Regions from separate parts of the Mus musculus genome. Here region 2 is linked to region 1. Evidence: chromatin loops called from intact Hi-C (ENCODE). Cell type or tissue: gastrocnemius. All regions are shown on one strand.

What was found. Hi-C counts contacts between places; a loop is a spot of excess contacts. Peaks named below come from ENCODE experiments on the same cell type or tissue, not always from the same donor. Only the 100,000 strongest peaks of a DNase experiment are listed, where the experiment ranks them.
Region 2: it touches region 1 in a loop (2.6-fold over the local background); 3 of 42 quality-filtered maps call a loop at or near these places.

Annotation. Positions count from the first base shown.
Region 1 is chr7:102,282,349-102,290,348 of GRCm38, forward strand. The region is part of intron 1 of Stim1 (stromal interaction molecule 1); the gene reads left to right. Among named protein-coding and RNA genes, the nearest start is that of Stim1, 19 kb to the left of the region's middle. In gastrocnemius, no CTCF peak of the experiment used is centred here; a DNase peak (open chromatin) is centred at 3,588; H3K27ac peaks cover 454 bases.
Region 2 is chr7:102,392,600-102,400,599 of GRCm38, forward strand. The region is part of intron 3 of Stim1 (stromal interaction molecule 1); the gene reads left to right. Among named protein-coding and RNA genes, the nearest start is that of Rrm1, 45 kb to the right of the region's middle. In gastrocnemius, no CTCF peak of the experiment used is centred here; a DNase peak (open chromatin) is centred at 3,361; H3K27ac peaks cover 2,014 bases.

The DNA of each region.
Region 1 (8,000 bases):
TAATGACCAGAAATCTCACTGGCGGGCAGGCAGGCAGGCTTCCAAATCTCACGTGTCTCTAGTTTTCAAAGTGTGATTCAGTAGCTCTGTACTTGTTTGGCCTCTCTGGGTTATCTCAGGCCTCTCAAGAAGCTCTCAGAACTCTCAGCACCACAGTGTACGGTAAAACAAATGTGCCCGTGTTTGCCAAGTTCTCAGAGCCAGATTCTAAAATATACCAGCGAGGGAAGAGGGATGCCTGTGTGTCTATCTATCTCTCCTTAGCTTAGAAAGAAACATGTGCCTCATGTTTGTGTGTTTTATGAATTTGGAGGTCAAATTTGCAGTGATCTTGTTTAAGAAACTTGTGCTGATTAGGGTAAAGGCCACTGAAACTCATACTTCATATCTCTAAAGATAAATATGTAATTAACACAACTCATTGATAAGAATGATGATGATAGCTAGGTTTTGTTGAGCTTCTGGGTAGATTCTTTACAACTCTATAACAACCTTTACAGGTATATATTGTTCACTATGTTTCTGAGAACTTAAGGTAATTTTCTCAAGAAGACTAAATGGGGATTTGAATTGAGCTTTATCTGATCTCAAGACCAAAAGTAATTCTATTTTTGTTTAATATCTCCTGTGAAGGGAAAGAAACTGCTATCCGGATTTTAAGAAAGTAAGCATTTTGACTAGAAACAGTATAACTGTTAGTGGCATTAGTTTATTCTGCCACTGAAGTGGCCTGAAAGAAGCTAAAATTAGGAGTTTGGGGGTTGGAGAGAGAGGAAGGGAGACTGTTTTACTTATGAATTTTGAGTGGGTAGTATCACTTGGTGAAGTGTTTAGCTACTTTTTATATTTAGTTTGTATCTTCCAAAAGTAGTATTCTGGTTGGATTGTTCTAGATATAAGACTTAGGATGGTGGCTGGATATATACATACATACATACATACATACATACATATATATATATATATATATGTATATATATATATATATATATATATATATATACACATACATACACACACACACACAGTGTCTTTACTTCAGTTAATATTTAACATATCATTATATATGACAGTTGTGTCCAGTAGACATATTCAGAATAATAGTAGGAGCCAGTCCTATTGTTTTATTTTATTAAATAAAGGTTCTACTATAGCCCAGGGTAGCTTCAAACTCAATATGTAGCTCTCTTGATCTTTTTTGCTTTTCTCTCTCAAGTGCTGGGATTACAGGTGTTTGTTTGCTTCCATTCCCTGTTTATTTGGTATGAGGTTGGAACCCAGTGTGTGCTGAACAAGCACTTTATCAACTGAGCTACCTATTCTATATTAGTAAGGAAGATACCTTTATATTGTATTATTTCTATTATGTCATGTGTATATGTGCAGGTGTGTGTGTGTGTGTTGGCCGGCGTACAGCCTTGGTAGTTGTTCTTCAGGTGTTGTCCACCAAACTTTTGAGACAGGACTTCTCACTGCCCTGGACCTCACCGACCAGGCTAAGCGGTTAGTCAGCAGGCTCCAAGGATCTGCCTGCCTTTACCACCTAGTGTATTACAAATGAGTGCTAGCGTGCCTTACCTGCACATGCATGTATGTGTGTGGGCATATGTATGTGTTGTGATCAGAGGACAATTTACAGGAATATATTCTTGCTCTTTTACTATTGTGGATCACGGGGATAGAAAAAGGTTTGGAGGCAGATGGCTTTGCCTGATGAGCTGTCTGCTGGGTGATGCCTGGCTTTTTTTTTTTTTTTTTTTTTTTTTTGTGGTTTTTGTTGTTGTTGTTGTTAGATTTGTTTTTGTTTTCATTTAAATTTTAAAAGATTTATTTATTTTATTATTTTATACGTATGAGTGTTTGAATGTTTTGCTTGCATGCATATATGTGTATCATGTGCAGGTCAGGTGAGGTCAGAAGAGGATATTGGGTCCCCTGAGACTGAAGTTGCAGAAGGCTATGAGTTACCATGTGGGTGCTGGAAACTTAGCCTGGTCCTCTGCAACAACAGCAAACACTCTTAGCCACTGAGCCAGCTCTTCAACCCTACTTTTATTTTTTGTGGTAGTGTCTCACTATGTATCACTGGCTGGCCAGGAACTCACTAAGTAGACTAGGCTGGCCTAAGATTAGAGATGTGCCTGCACCAGTATTCTGGGATTAGAGACATGCCATCAATCTGCCTTGTTTTTATTATTTTTTTTCTGGTTTTTTGTTTGTTTTGTTTTGTTTTGTTTTGTTTTGAGACAGGGTTTCTCTCTGTATCAGCCCTGGCTGTCCTGGAACTCACTCTGTAGACCAGGCTGACCTGGAACTCAGAGATCTACTTGCTTCTACCTCCCAAGTGCTGGGATTAAAGGTGTGGACCACTGTGCCCTGCTAGCTTTTAATTTTTTAAATTATGTTTATGTGTGTGTCTGTATAAGTGGAGATGCCTCTGGAGAAGAAAGTGTCAGATACTATTGAGCTGGAGTTATAGGTGGTGGTAGTGAGCCTCCAGTGTAGGTGCTAGGAACTGAACTGAGTCTTCTGAAAAACAGTAAACACTCTAAAATGCTACACTGAGCTGAGCTAGCTCTTCAGTCTCTGGCTTAACACAAAAACAAGACCAACCAACCAGACAAAAGACATAGCTTCTGGATATCAGAGTCCTGGTACTTTCAAGTCAAATTCTCCCCACTCCACGTGATCTTTTAAATTTTTCACTACAGCTCTCTTATTGTGCAAGGCACTGCTTCAATGATGTGTGATAAGTATTATTAGTCCTGTTTGAAGGAAGAAGGAATCACCTGCACCTAGCAAGACTAGAGAAGCTTTGTGGAAGAAGCAGCAGCTTAGTGGGTCTTCTGGTACCAAAGGCAGAAATATAAGGAAGGTCAAGGGAAGCATTCCAGTTAGAGGCAATGTCATGAACAAAGGTATGGAGAGAGAAAAACTGGGAGTTTGTGTGATAGTAGTGCAGATTGTGTGTGGTAGCCATGCAGGAAAGTGCTATAAAGTGAAGTACAAAAAGTTCATTGAAGAAAGGTCATGGAGGGCTCCAGATGTTAGGCTAAAGAGTTTAGTCCAATGCTTCGCAACCTGTGGATCAAATCGCACATTAGATATCCTGCATAGTAGATATTTTCATTACGATTCATAACAGTAGCAGTTCTGAACAGTTATAGTTATGAAGTAACAATGAAAATAATTTTATGGTTGGGGTTACCATACCATAAGGAACTGTATTAAGGGTTGCAGCATTAGGAAGGTTGAGACACACTGGTTTAATTTAGACTTTATTCTTAGGCAGTGAGAAAAGTCCTTGTGGGTTTTGAGCAGGGAAATGACAGGACCCAAGTGGTTATTTAGGAAGATTAAATTGAATCGAATGTTTACAAAATGTTGTCGGGAAAAAGAAAGTTTAGAAAGGGGACTTGGGAACTGTTTATGAGAACAGGAGGTAAGAGTCTGTGTGGAGGCAGAATAGGTGGACTTAACGATAGTCAGAAGAGTCGAAGCCACACTAGTGTTTTGAGTTCAGTAAGGAGATGGATCAATCATGCCATGGCAGCCAAGAGTGCCAAGTGGTGGGGCAGCTGACCTTATTTGAAATGCTGGGCAAGGGGCCATACTCCACAGTGTTCCTGAAATCACTTTTTGCTATTAAGTTTGCTAACAAAAGCTGAGCCTTTGCTCTAGGAATACCAGAAAGGGTTATGGGGGTAGACAGTCCTGAATTCAGGCCCATGCCTTGCCAGTTTCTATTTTTTGATTGTTTTTGAGATAGATCCTCATTAGCACTAACTGACCTTAAACTCATTATGTAGTATAAGCTGGCTTTGGACTCTCTCCTGATTCTCCTGCCTCTATCTCCCAAATGCTTGGATTTTAAGAATGCACTACCATGCTCAGCAAAAGGTTGAAAGAGCTTGGGTCTCCCTTCCCTTCTCCCCTCTTTTTGTTTCTTTTCTCATTATGTAGCCCTGGCTAGCCTGCAACTTAATATGTAGACCAGGATGGCTCTGAATTCACCGAGATCTACCTACCTCACAAGTGCTGAGATTAAAGGCATATGCCACCATGCCTCACCTTACTTTTTCTCTCCATTTCACTGTCTGAAAATGTCTCATTATGTAGCTCAAGGCTAACCTCAAACTCATGATCTTCTTGCCTTAGCTTCTTGGTACTAGAAACTATACACCTGGCTGCTTCTCTTTTTCCCATTCCCTTTCTTTTGTTCTTTCATTCATTTGTTATTTTTGTTTCAGCATCTCACTCGTAGCCCAACCTGGCCTGGAACTCAACATGTTGGTTGGGCTGGCCTTGTACTCTTAGCAGTCTGTCAGCCTCAGCCTCTCAAGTGCTGAGATTATAGCCATAAACCAACACAATCTCTCTCTCTCTTTCTCTCTCTCTCTCGCTCTCTGGTTTCTCTCTGTAGCTCTGGCTGTCCTGGTACTCATTCTGTAGACTAGGCTGGCCTCAAACTTAGAGACCATCTGCTTCTGACTCCTGAGATTAAAGGATGCAGCATTAAACCCCTGTCTATAAACAAGTTTTAATTGACAGCAGGAGAGTGACTGACTGTATTACACTGACATTACAGCTGGTCCAGTTGCAGAGGAGAGGACTTCAGTGCTGTAAGTGAACCCAGTGTGGAAACTGAGAACTAAACTCAGGCCTCTCTGAAAGCAGCATATAATCTAACCACTGAGAAAATCTCTACAGGCCTACAAAATAGTTTAATTAACTTGATAAATATAGAGTCTTATTGTATCCTAAGCTGTCCTCAACTCACTGTGTAGCTGAGGATGACTTTGAACTTGGGATCCTCCTGTCTCTATTTTAGTGTTGGGATACTTGGCTTGTACTAGCACACTTGGTTTTGCTTTGTCTGTTTTTTGTTTTCTTTTGGTGTTGGGATTGAACCCAGGGCCTTATACATGCTAGACAGGCACTCTACTACTGCTATATCCTTAGCTCTCTTTTGAGATTTTTTTTTGTTTTGTTTTTTCGAGACAGGGTTTCTCTGTGTAGCCCTGGCTGTCCTGGAACTCACTTTGTAGACCAGGCTGGCCTCGAACTCAGAAATCTGCCTACCTCTGCTTCCCAAGTGCTGGGATCAAAGGCGTGCGCCACCATGCCCGGCTGTCTTTTGAGTTTTAAAATCACTTCTTTTTCTGAGGATCTTCCCTCCCTCCCTCCTTTAAATATAAGCATTGGGCCAATGAGATGGCTCCGTAGGAAAGCACTTACTGTGCAAGCTTGCGGACCTTAGTTTCGATCCACGTGAAAGTGGCAGGAAATAACCAACTGCACAGAGTTGTCTTCTGATCTCTGCACAGGCTCCAACACACTCAACACATATACACACTCATAAATAAAAAGTATAAAGCATGTATGACCAGGTATGGTGGTACAGACCTTTAATCCCAGCACCTAGGAGGCAGAGACAGTGGAACTCTGTGAGTTCAAGGCCAGCTAGGTCTACATGGTGAGTTCCAGGACAGCCAGGGTTATACAGAGAGACTATGTCTTTTTTTTTTTTTTTAAAGATTTGTTTATTTTATGTATGTGAGTACTCTGTGGCTTCCTTCAGACCCACTAGAAGAGGGCATTGCTTCCCATTACAGATTTCGAGCTACCATGTGGTTGCTGGGAATTGAACTCAGGACCTCTGCAAGAGCAATCAGTACTCTTAACCGCTGAGCCATCTCTCCAGCTCAAGAGACTATCTTAAACAAACAAATAAACACACACACACAAACACACACACACACACACACACACACACGCGCGCGCGCGAGTGCAAGTACTTATATTTTTAAAATAGTAAGATCCATTAATTAATATAAATATTTAAAAATGCAAGTATTATTGTGATGAAGTTACTCTTGAACTGAGGGATCAAAACTTTGTCTTCCTTGCATTCTAGCATGAATTAGGTTGGGATATAGTTTTTATGAGAATGGGTTATAGTAGGACTCTGGGTTTGGGGAGAACAGTTCTGTTAGCTAAATTTATCTGTACATAATGGGTGTCAGAATCACAGGATATACTAGATACTACTGTCTGTCTGGTAGCTTGTACACAGCTGTTTTTCTGAGTTGAACATTTGAGCTATACTCTCAGAAAGAACTTGCAACTTGGTGAGTCTGATTCCCCAAAGAATTCAGTGATGAAAATTAGGGCACTTGAATAGATCTAATTGGCAGAACTCTGTGAAGGGCAGAGGGGTTCCCTGGGGGCCTTTTAAATCTCCTATGGTTATAGACTTTTAAGGTTGAACTAATTAAAATACATTGGCAGCTGGACTCAATACTTCCCTTGCACTAGGTTTTGTCTCAGCTGCCTGGAGTTCTAGCAGTTGCCATAAGACTGCCTTTCTTGAGGAACAGAGGAGTGGGTTCCCATTTCTCCATGTACTAAATATTATGATGTATTATTTGCGCAGTATAGGCTGAAAGACATCTGGTAGTAGAATGAAATGTGTGCTGAGACTTGGATATGTCCTGGATTTGCTATTTTAGGACTCCTAAGATGCCCCTGAGGTTGATTTCTTATTTTGTTTTGTCTCTTCCCAACACCGATGTCTTTATTCTGTTAGTTGGCAAGTAATTTCTCTTACCCTGGGGTATCATTCCCTGATGTGTGTTCTGTTCTAACTAAAAAAGGGGATAAGGAAAGGATTTAGTCCTACCATGTGCCAGATCAGGTTTTATACAACTAATTTTTGAGGTGTACTTTGCGATGCCTGTGTTACAGACGAGGAAATGGATTCTGAGGAGAAGTGTTGTGGGAAATATTAAAAAAAAAAAAAAAAAACAAACCCACCAACTCTCAGTGGAACCAGACCACGCTCCCGCGCTCCAACCGCAGTGCCAGGTGATCTCACTAACTTTCTTGGCCCACCATCTCTCGGGCCCCTGGTGGCCATAGTGCTCCCACCAGGCCACCTCTCAGATGCCCCCCCTACCCCCAGAGTTACCCTCGCTCACGCTGCGCCCCACACACCCCACGATCAGCCATCTCAACACCTAATTGCCCGGTAGAAACAAGACTCTTAAAGCTTAATTATCCAATCAGATTTATATAACGATAAGAACACAATTTACAAGATGCCAATACGGTAATTTCAGAGCCAATTGATAATGATAAAAGCTTTACCCCAATTATTCTAACCTTGTGAAAATCTTAGCTACTTGTGGTTGTTTAAAACCACGAAGGATCAGGATCTTTTTCCTGTCCGTCTGCCTCCATGTTGGCTTCTCCCCCTTCTCCTCATGCTACCTCTCTGTCTCTCCCAACTCCTAGCTCCGCCTCTCTTTTCCTGTCCAATCACAGGCCTGCCACTGCCCTAATGTGATTGGACAGGGGAAAACCTGCAACAGAGAAGAACTTATCTGATGGTCATTACAGCTTGTTATCAATTAAATCAGAATTGAGATATCGCTTAGACGTCTGGTTACTTTCCTCAGGTCGCATAAATGGCATCATGCTTTACTGTTGCCCTGTAGTCAGTTGCTCAGGTTGATCTTGAACTCCTAGGCTCAATGACTCTTATCTCCCAGCCTCCCAAGTAGCTAGGACTGCATGCTTACCACCGTGCTTGTCTTCATATCCTTCTACCCTTCTAAGCGTGGCTAAGTTCTCACTTTCAGGTAGTCGTCTCTAGTTTCTAAGGTTAAGAACTGATTCCTCTTTTTCCTTATCTTACTGCTCCTATTCCTTCATCACTTCCGTCATGTTATTTTTCATGGTGTTTGGCTTTAAAGATTGATTTATTTTATGTATGTGAGTACACTGTAGCTGTACAGATGGTTGTGAACCTTCATGTGGTTGGGGTTCACTCCAGCCCCACTCGCTCAGCTCGTTCAGTCCCTTTCCTGCTCTGGCCCAGGAAGTTATTTATTATTATACATAAGTACACTGTAGCTGACTTCAGTGTTACCAGAAGAGGCACCAGAAGAGAGCATCAGATCTCATTATGGGTGGTTGTGAGCCAGCATGTGGTTGCT
Region 2 (8,000 bases), 110 kb after region 1:
TTGCCTTTGGTCTGTAAGGTGTTCTATTCAGGCAGAGATCACTTGGCAGGGAAACTGTTTACTTTGCGGTGACTGGAAAGCAAAGAGGGAGTGCATGATAAAGTGATCTGGGCTTCTAATATCCATAAATGACCAAACTTCCCTCTGCTAAGTCACACCTACAGGTTCCAGGTATAGGTCCTCCACCTGTTATAGTTTAGTGTATCTTTTTCTGTCTCTTTTCATTATTGATTATTTTATTTTCAAAGTACTTCAGATTGAACTCAGAAGGTGCTCTCCCATTGAGCTATATCCCCAGGACTTGATGTGTGTTTTTAAATTTAAAATACATTACTAGGCACGTATGTTCACACCTGTAATGCCAGCTTTTGGAAGACTGAGGCAGGAAAATTGACTTGAATTGGAAGCTAGCCTGGTCTACATGATGAGGTTCTTTCTGTCTGTCTGTCTGTCTTTCTTTCCTTCTTTCTTTCCTTCCTTCCTTCCTTCCTTCCTTCCTTCCTTCCTTCCTTCCTTCCTTCCTTTTTTCCTTTCCTTTCCTTTCCTTTCCTTTCCTTTCCTTTCCTTTCCTTTCCTTTCCTTTCCTTTCCTTTCTTTTCCTTTCCTTTCCTTTCCTTTCCTCCCTCCCTCCTTTCCTTTCTTCTTTTCTTTCTTTCTTAAAAAAAAAAAAAAGGAAGCTGGGCGTGGTGGCACATGCCTTTAATCCCAGCACTCGGGAGGCAGAGGCAGATGGATTTCTGAGTTCGAGGCCAGCCTGGTCTACAAAGTGAGTTCTAGGACAGCCAGGGCTATACAGAGAAACCCTGTCTCAAAAAGCCAATCCATAATCAGCCTCCAAACGCTGACACCATTGCATACACTAGCAAGATTTTGCTGAAAGGACCCTGATATAACTGTCTCTTGTGAGGCTATGCCGGGGCCTAGCAAACACAGAAGTGGATGCTCACAGTCAGCTATTGGATGGATCACAGGGCCCCCAATGGAGGAGCTAGAGAAAGTACCCAAGGAGCTAAAGGGATCTGCAACCCTATAGGTGGAACAACAATATGAACTAACCAGTACCCCCCGGAGCTCGTGTCTCTAGCTGCATATGTAGCAGAAGATGGCCTAGTTGGCCATCAGTGGAAAGAGAGGCTCATTGGTCGTGCAAACGTTATATACCTCAGTACAGGGGAACGCCAGGGCCAAGAAGTGGGAGTGGGGGGGGATATGGGGGACTTGAAATGTAAATGAAGAAAATACCTAATTAAAAAAAAAAGACTGCTGGGTGTGTTAATACATGCCTTCATTCCCAGCACTTAGGAGGTAGAGGCTGGCAGATCTCTGAGTTCAAGGTTGATCTACAGAGTGAGTTCCAGGACAGCTGGGGCTACATAGAGAAACCCCGTCTTGAAAAAAATAAGTCATAACACTCAGGAGGCAGGAGATCCAGTCTTGTTTGTCTACATAGTGAACTCCAGGAGGACGGCCAAGACTACATAGAGATACCCTCTCTCAAAAAGGGAAGTGGCCTCAAGTGGTAGTATGCTAGCCCAATATACATGAAACTCTAGGTAATATTCTCAGTAGAACAGTGTGAATCATGTATAATGACACACTCCTGTAAGCTAAGCACTTAGGAAATAGGGGCAAGAGAGTTAGGAGTTCAAAATCATTCTTGGTTACATAGAGACTTAGAGGCCACTTTTAGCTACCTCAGATCCTGCTTCAAACAAACATTCTCTTTAGATAGCTCCTTTTGAAATCTTTCCTGAAAAACCACAGTCTAGATACTGTGTGTTGTGTCCCCCTGACTTCTTATGTTTATATCATCATTGCACTTAACACATTAATTACAGCCTGTTACCCTGCCAGTTTCCCTATCAGTTTGCTTGAAGTCAGCATTTTATATGATCCCACTTTCTAACACTTAGTACTGAAATCAGCTCAGATTAGGAAAGAAGTCAAAAGTTTGTCCTTGTCTCTACCATTGTCCCATCTTACTTTTTCACATCCCAAAGCTTCAAGGTTGTCCTGCTGCTGTGCAGCCACCCCGCCAATATTTCTCTAGCCTGATTTTCTCTGTGCTTTGTTGTAGCTCTGTATGGGGCCTTTAATAGTATGTCCTTATGGTGTTTAATAGACCAGAGGCTTGCATAGTAACCTAGTGGAGTGGGCCTCTCGTCGGAGGCCTAGGCCCAAGACCCAGATATTTTCACAATGATGTTTTGGGGTTTGATATTGACATCATACTAGGAACTAAGATTCCCAGATGGCAGTAGGAAGGGAACCTCTTAGACAACTCAGTTCCAGGTTACATCCCATCCTTAGGAGGAGCCATTTTGGGAGGATTGTATAGCTGGTTTGTTCATAGAATAGATTAGAAAACTCAGTTGTTCAACTAAATTTAAAATCTTTTATTTTGTGTATATGGGTGCTTTGCTTGCATGTATGGCTGTGCACCATGTGTATGCCTGGAGCCCATAGAGGCCAGAAGAGAGTGTCAAATCTCCAGAGAAGGAACTGGAGTTACAGAGGGCTGTGAGCTACCACGTGAGTGCTGGGAATGAACCTAATTCCTGCGGAAGAGCAGACAGTGTTCTTAACCACTGAACCATCTCTACTGCCCCTTTTTAATTTTTTAGGTTAGCCTACAAGTAAGCTTTGTGATGCCTTTTCTGTCAACTAGTTCCATGTCTCTCTCAGCCTCCTTATCACCTTATTTCTCAAAGAGAGCACTTACCACACTGTCTTATTCATTCATTTACTCTTGCAAGTTCATTCAGAGAGAGCTCTTAAGGATGGAGTTCATGAAGATTCATCTCTGTGCTCGTGATGCACCCTAGCAGCTTCAACAGGGAGTACTAATAAAATATTGATGAATGAGTGAATAAACAAATGGTGATGATAGCAGATGTAGCTGAGGCAGGTCTTGAATACCTGATCCTTCTGGCTCCACCTCCCAAGTGCTGGGATCCCAGGTTTGTACCACCATTGTTGGCCAGCTACTATTTCTTTAGCACTTACTATTGGAAAAGAGGTTCCTTATGTCTTTACCACACCATCTAAAAACTCTACTTATCACCATTTTATAAGTAACAAAAATGAGACTGGGATCTTACATTTAATAAGTGATGTTTGGTTCAAGACACATGATTACAAAGCCCACATTTGTAACTGTCAGGCCATATTTGACTGTCAAACCAGATGACTAACTGAGGTTGACGAGGTGACCAGCCAGTGCACTAATAGCTGTGTGAGGAGACTCAAAAAGGGGTTGGCAACTCCCCTAATAGACGTCGTTCTCTTGGGGTGAGGGTTTGAAACCACAGAAGTAGATGAGGGCTTCATCTACAGGCGCCACAAGTCCATTATAGGAAAGAGATACTGACTCAGGACTCGTTTCTTATTGCGTATTCTTTCCCTGGCAAGAGAAAAGATTGGCCAAGGCCCAGGATCTGCCTCGGCACATGCCTGGAGGATAGCTATAGCTGGAGTGCTAGGAGGGACTTATTGTTCCTTCCGCTGATGTGCCCTTACCCCACGTATCCACATGACTCACAGCTCCACCTCAGCTAATCAGATGGCACGGCAGCAGAGAGGCCTTTCCTTCCTTAAAAAGACTTTTCTGTTTACATTTATTCTCTTACTGCTTAGTTTTTCTTAATTGTACTGTATTACCACTTGATGTTTTTATTGTAGATTTTTCATTTTTATATATTTATTATATTATTTATTTGTTTTTAAGACATGGTATTACTATGTAACCCTGGCCAGCTTGGGACTTGCTATGTAGACCAGCTAACTTTGAACTCACAGAGATCCATCTACCTCTGCCTGGGTTAAAAGCATGGGACTATAATGCCAGCTTCTTTTACTGTGTAAGAGGTCAGAGGATGGTTTGCAGGAGTTGCTCTTTTCCTTTCACTTTGTAAGACCCAGGAACTGAAACTCAGTTTGTCAGGCTTGATAGCAAGTGGTTTTTAGGTACTTTTACCTACGGAGCATCTCATGGACTCAGTTCGGACCGTCTTTTTTGCCTTTCCTCTCAGAATCATAAACACCAGAGGATCTGTGACTTTTGTATTCTCCTATATTTCTAGGTCCTGGAGTAGGTTCTAGTAAGTAGGGGGTGTTTAATAATTACCTCCATGAATTATCCTTGAGTTGGAGATGGCCTACTTTCAAGAACTTATCATTTAGCTTCAGCAGCTTCTTATTTTCCTTGTCCTTATTTATGACCTTGGACTCCAGACAAACTGGAATCTGTGTTCTCTGTGCATGACCCACACTTTGTAGTTCTGGATATTGCTCTTATTTCTTTCTTTGGTGGTTCTGAATCTCTGTTTACCCAAATTCTGATCATGCTATTTTTAAATGTATTTTTATTTCATATGCATTGTTTTCCCTGCACGTGTCTGTGTGACGGTGTCAGGTCCCCCGGAACTGGAGTTGCAGACAGTGTGAACTGGCATGTCGGCGCTGGGAATTAAATCCAGGTCCTTTGGAAGAGAACTCGATGCCCTTAACAACTGAGCTATCTTTCCAGCCCCACTCTATTTTTTAAAAGGAGTATTTATTTATTCTTTTACTTAGTATGTGTGTGTGTGTGCTTGAATGAGTTTATGTACACTATATGTGTGGAACTGGAATTCCTGTTGTGAGACCTGTGATGTGGGTGTGAACTGAATCAGGGTCCTTTGTAAGAGCAATGAGCTAGCTCCCTTAACTGTGGAGCTAGATCTCCAGGCAATGCACTCCTTTTTAAAATAAATGTATGTGCAGGCAATTACTACTGATAGATATTGCTAGATTGTAAGCTATAGTACTTGAAATAGGGAACTCCTTCTTAGCTCTGCTCTGTTTCCAGGGCCTAGCTTGGAAGAGTACTAAATAAATGTTTATTGAGTGGCAGAATGAATATTTTAAAGAAAGGGAAATTTTGGCTCATATCAGTTAAGTCATTTATCCCAAATTGTCCATGTTAGATGAGATGGAAATTAAAGTCTTTAGCTTCAAATTTATATTATATATTTTATAATACAAAGCTAGCAGGGCCAAGCCTAGACACACATGCCTGTAATCCTAGAATGTGGGAAATGGAGACTGGAGGATCAGGAGTTCAAGGCCAGCCTTAGTTACATAGTGAGATTGAAGATAGCGTAAGCTCTATGTTTCTCTTGTTTCAAAAAACAAAACTAACCAAGCAACCAGACATATCCAGAAACAAAGAGATTGGAGATGACAGTTACTTGTCTTGTAGATTCTTACTTTCTTTTAAAACTTTTATTTTTGAGAATCTTTCACATGCATGCAATGAAATATTATCTCATGTAGTCCTCCGTCCTCCTAAGCACCCCTGATTCTAACACTCAGTTTGCCAACTTCTTGCTTGTTTGTTTTAATAATACACACATACACACACACACACACACACACACACACACACACCCCACACACACCACACACACACACACCACACACACCACACATACACACACACACACATACACACACACGTTGGGGCTATCTACTGGAACATAAGAACCTACCAGTGGCACCATATATATTCAATAAATCATGTTCTCCCGATATCTACAAGTGTATCTTTCTTTTGAGTGTTGTTATAATCTCTAGAGTTTAGTCTTTTCTTATTCTGTATAGTGTTGTTCATCATTTTGCCTATAGATGATGTCTTTGATATTCTAGGGACCACACAAGACAGGATTGGTGAGGTGCATGGTTTTAGGATACTGTTTTCCTGGTCTAATGTCCTCTTGGGGTTTGGACATTCTTGTCACCTGTAATCTGTACCTGATCTCTTATAAGCTCTTCTTGCCAAGTTCTGTAGTCTCATATTGTCAGCAGCCACTCTATACTTGCTGTGTATGGCCTTTTTCCTTCCTTGGCCAGAGATTCTTTCCATTTTGGGGTGGGGGGTGTTGAGAATGTAGTCTGAGCCTGATGGTGCATGCCTGTAATCCTATCACTCTCAGAGTACAGACGTCCTTCACTTCATAGCAAGTATGAGGACCTATATTGTCTATATGAGATCCTATCCCAAACAAAACAAAAACACTAACAATACTAAAAAAGTGGAATGAGAAAGTAGAATAAGACTTAACTTTCAGGTACTTGACTCTTAGGCATCAGAGGCCCTGGTGTCTCAATTAGATTGTTGCATGAGATCATGCTGAAACTCAGAGTTGCTATCAGAGATACAGATAACATGGAGGATACAGCTCATTATGGCTTATGTTGTTCAGTTTGCCGTGACTTTAGGTGGATGACACCATGCTATCAAGCCCTGCCTAGATGGGGCTGCTGCCTGGGTAACTGAATAATACATAGAGCTAAAAACAAACAAATAAACAAAACATTGCCTTGAGGTTTGGCATGACACTGAAGCCATATCTTTCCCTATGACTTAGCTGTATAGGGATCGATTGGTCAGAAGCCATCCTTGGGGTACAATCATCCCCTTAGAGAACCTCTGCCTCAATGCAGTATTTAGAGCAGTGGTTCTCAGGTGGGGCCAGTTTTGCCTTTTGAGGGACATATTAAGCAGTACCTGAAGACAGATGTTTTTATTGTAACAGCAGCATTGCTGATGGCATGTACTGGGTACATGCTAGAGATATCTGATGGCATGTACTGGGTACATGCTAGAGATATTTGTTAAATGTCCTGCAGTGATCCAGAGCACAGCCCCTACAATAAAGATAACCCCACCCAACAAAATGTCATTGATGCAGAGGCTGAGAACCACTGGTCTAGAGTGAGTCTTGCCTGTCTCCATGTGGAGGGTGCTGATTAGAACATGCCAAGGATTTATGCCCAGGCTTGTGTTAAGGCGTCTTCTTAGTAGACAAAAGGCCCTTGAAGCACCGCTGGCCTCAGGCTTTTCTACCAACAAAAAAGGTGCCTTCCTTTCACTCTACACGCCAAGCAGAAAGGCCTCTTTGTGTTGGATGAGGCCATGCTCACTTGGCACAATTACAGGGCTGTGTTGTTTTCTGAACTTTACAGGCTGGCACTTGTCTGTCTGCCTCATGTGTATCACTCTCTTATCCCTTCATTACCAGACATTCCCAACTACAGTAAATGACTACATTGATAATGTGTTAGGATATATTTTCATTTTCAGTAATAATAGCTAATTCATTCTACTTTCCTCAGAATTTTTCTTAACACTAAATCCATTATCCTTTTCAAGCCATAGGGTTTGAATATATCTCTTGGAAATTAATTTCTTTCTTCCAATGTATTTTTGACTGGGAATTAGACATTCAACCAAGCAGTGACTAGCTAGATACCCTTTGTTTACACAAAGGGTCTGTGGTATCTTGTCTTCTAGAAACAGTCTCAGAGCACATTCAATATACCTGCCTACCTACCTCATTTTCTCTCCTGGCTCCTTCTCCTCCCACCTCCTGATAGTCTAAGCTACTCTCAGAACCACTCAGCATCAAAGCCTTTGTCCTGAGCGTGAAATCAGTTTTGCCTTCAACTTTGCTGTGCTCAAGGTGTTTTCCTGGTTTCCTTTGTTGTATTACATTTTAGTGGAAGCAGGAGCATAAAGGGACATATTCCAAATTGCCAACCTTTGTAGTTCATGTGAGAGTGATTGAAAAAAAAAAAAAAAACAGGTATGGTTATGCCTGCCTACGATCAGAGAATTATCTATCTGAGTTTTTGCTTTCTTGTTTTAAAGATAGGGCCTCTTTATAAAGCATGGGTAGCCGCTGGGCAGTGGTAGCACATGCCTTTCAGGTGGATCTTTCTGAGTTCAAGGACAGCCTGGTCTACAGAGTGAGTTCCAGGATAGCCAGGGCTACACAGAAAAACCTGCTTTGAAAAACCAAAACAGGGGCTGGAGAGATGGCTCAGTGGTTAAGAGCACTGACTGTTCTTCTGAAGGTCCTGAGTTCAAATCCCAGCAACCACATGGTTGCTCACAATCACCCGTAATGAGATCAGATGCCCTCTTCTGGAGTGTCTGAAGACAACTACAGTGTACT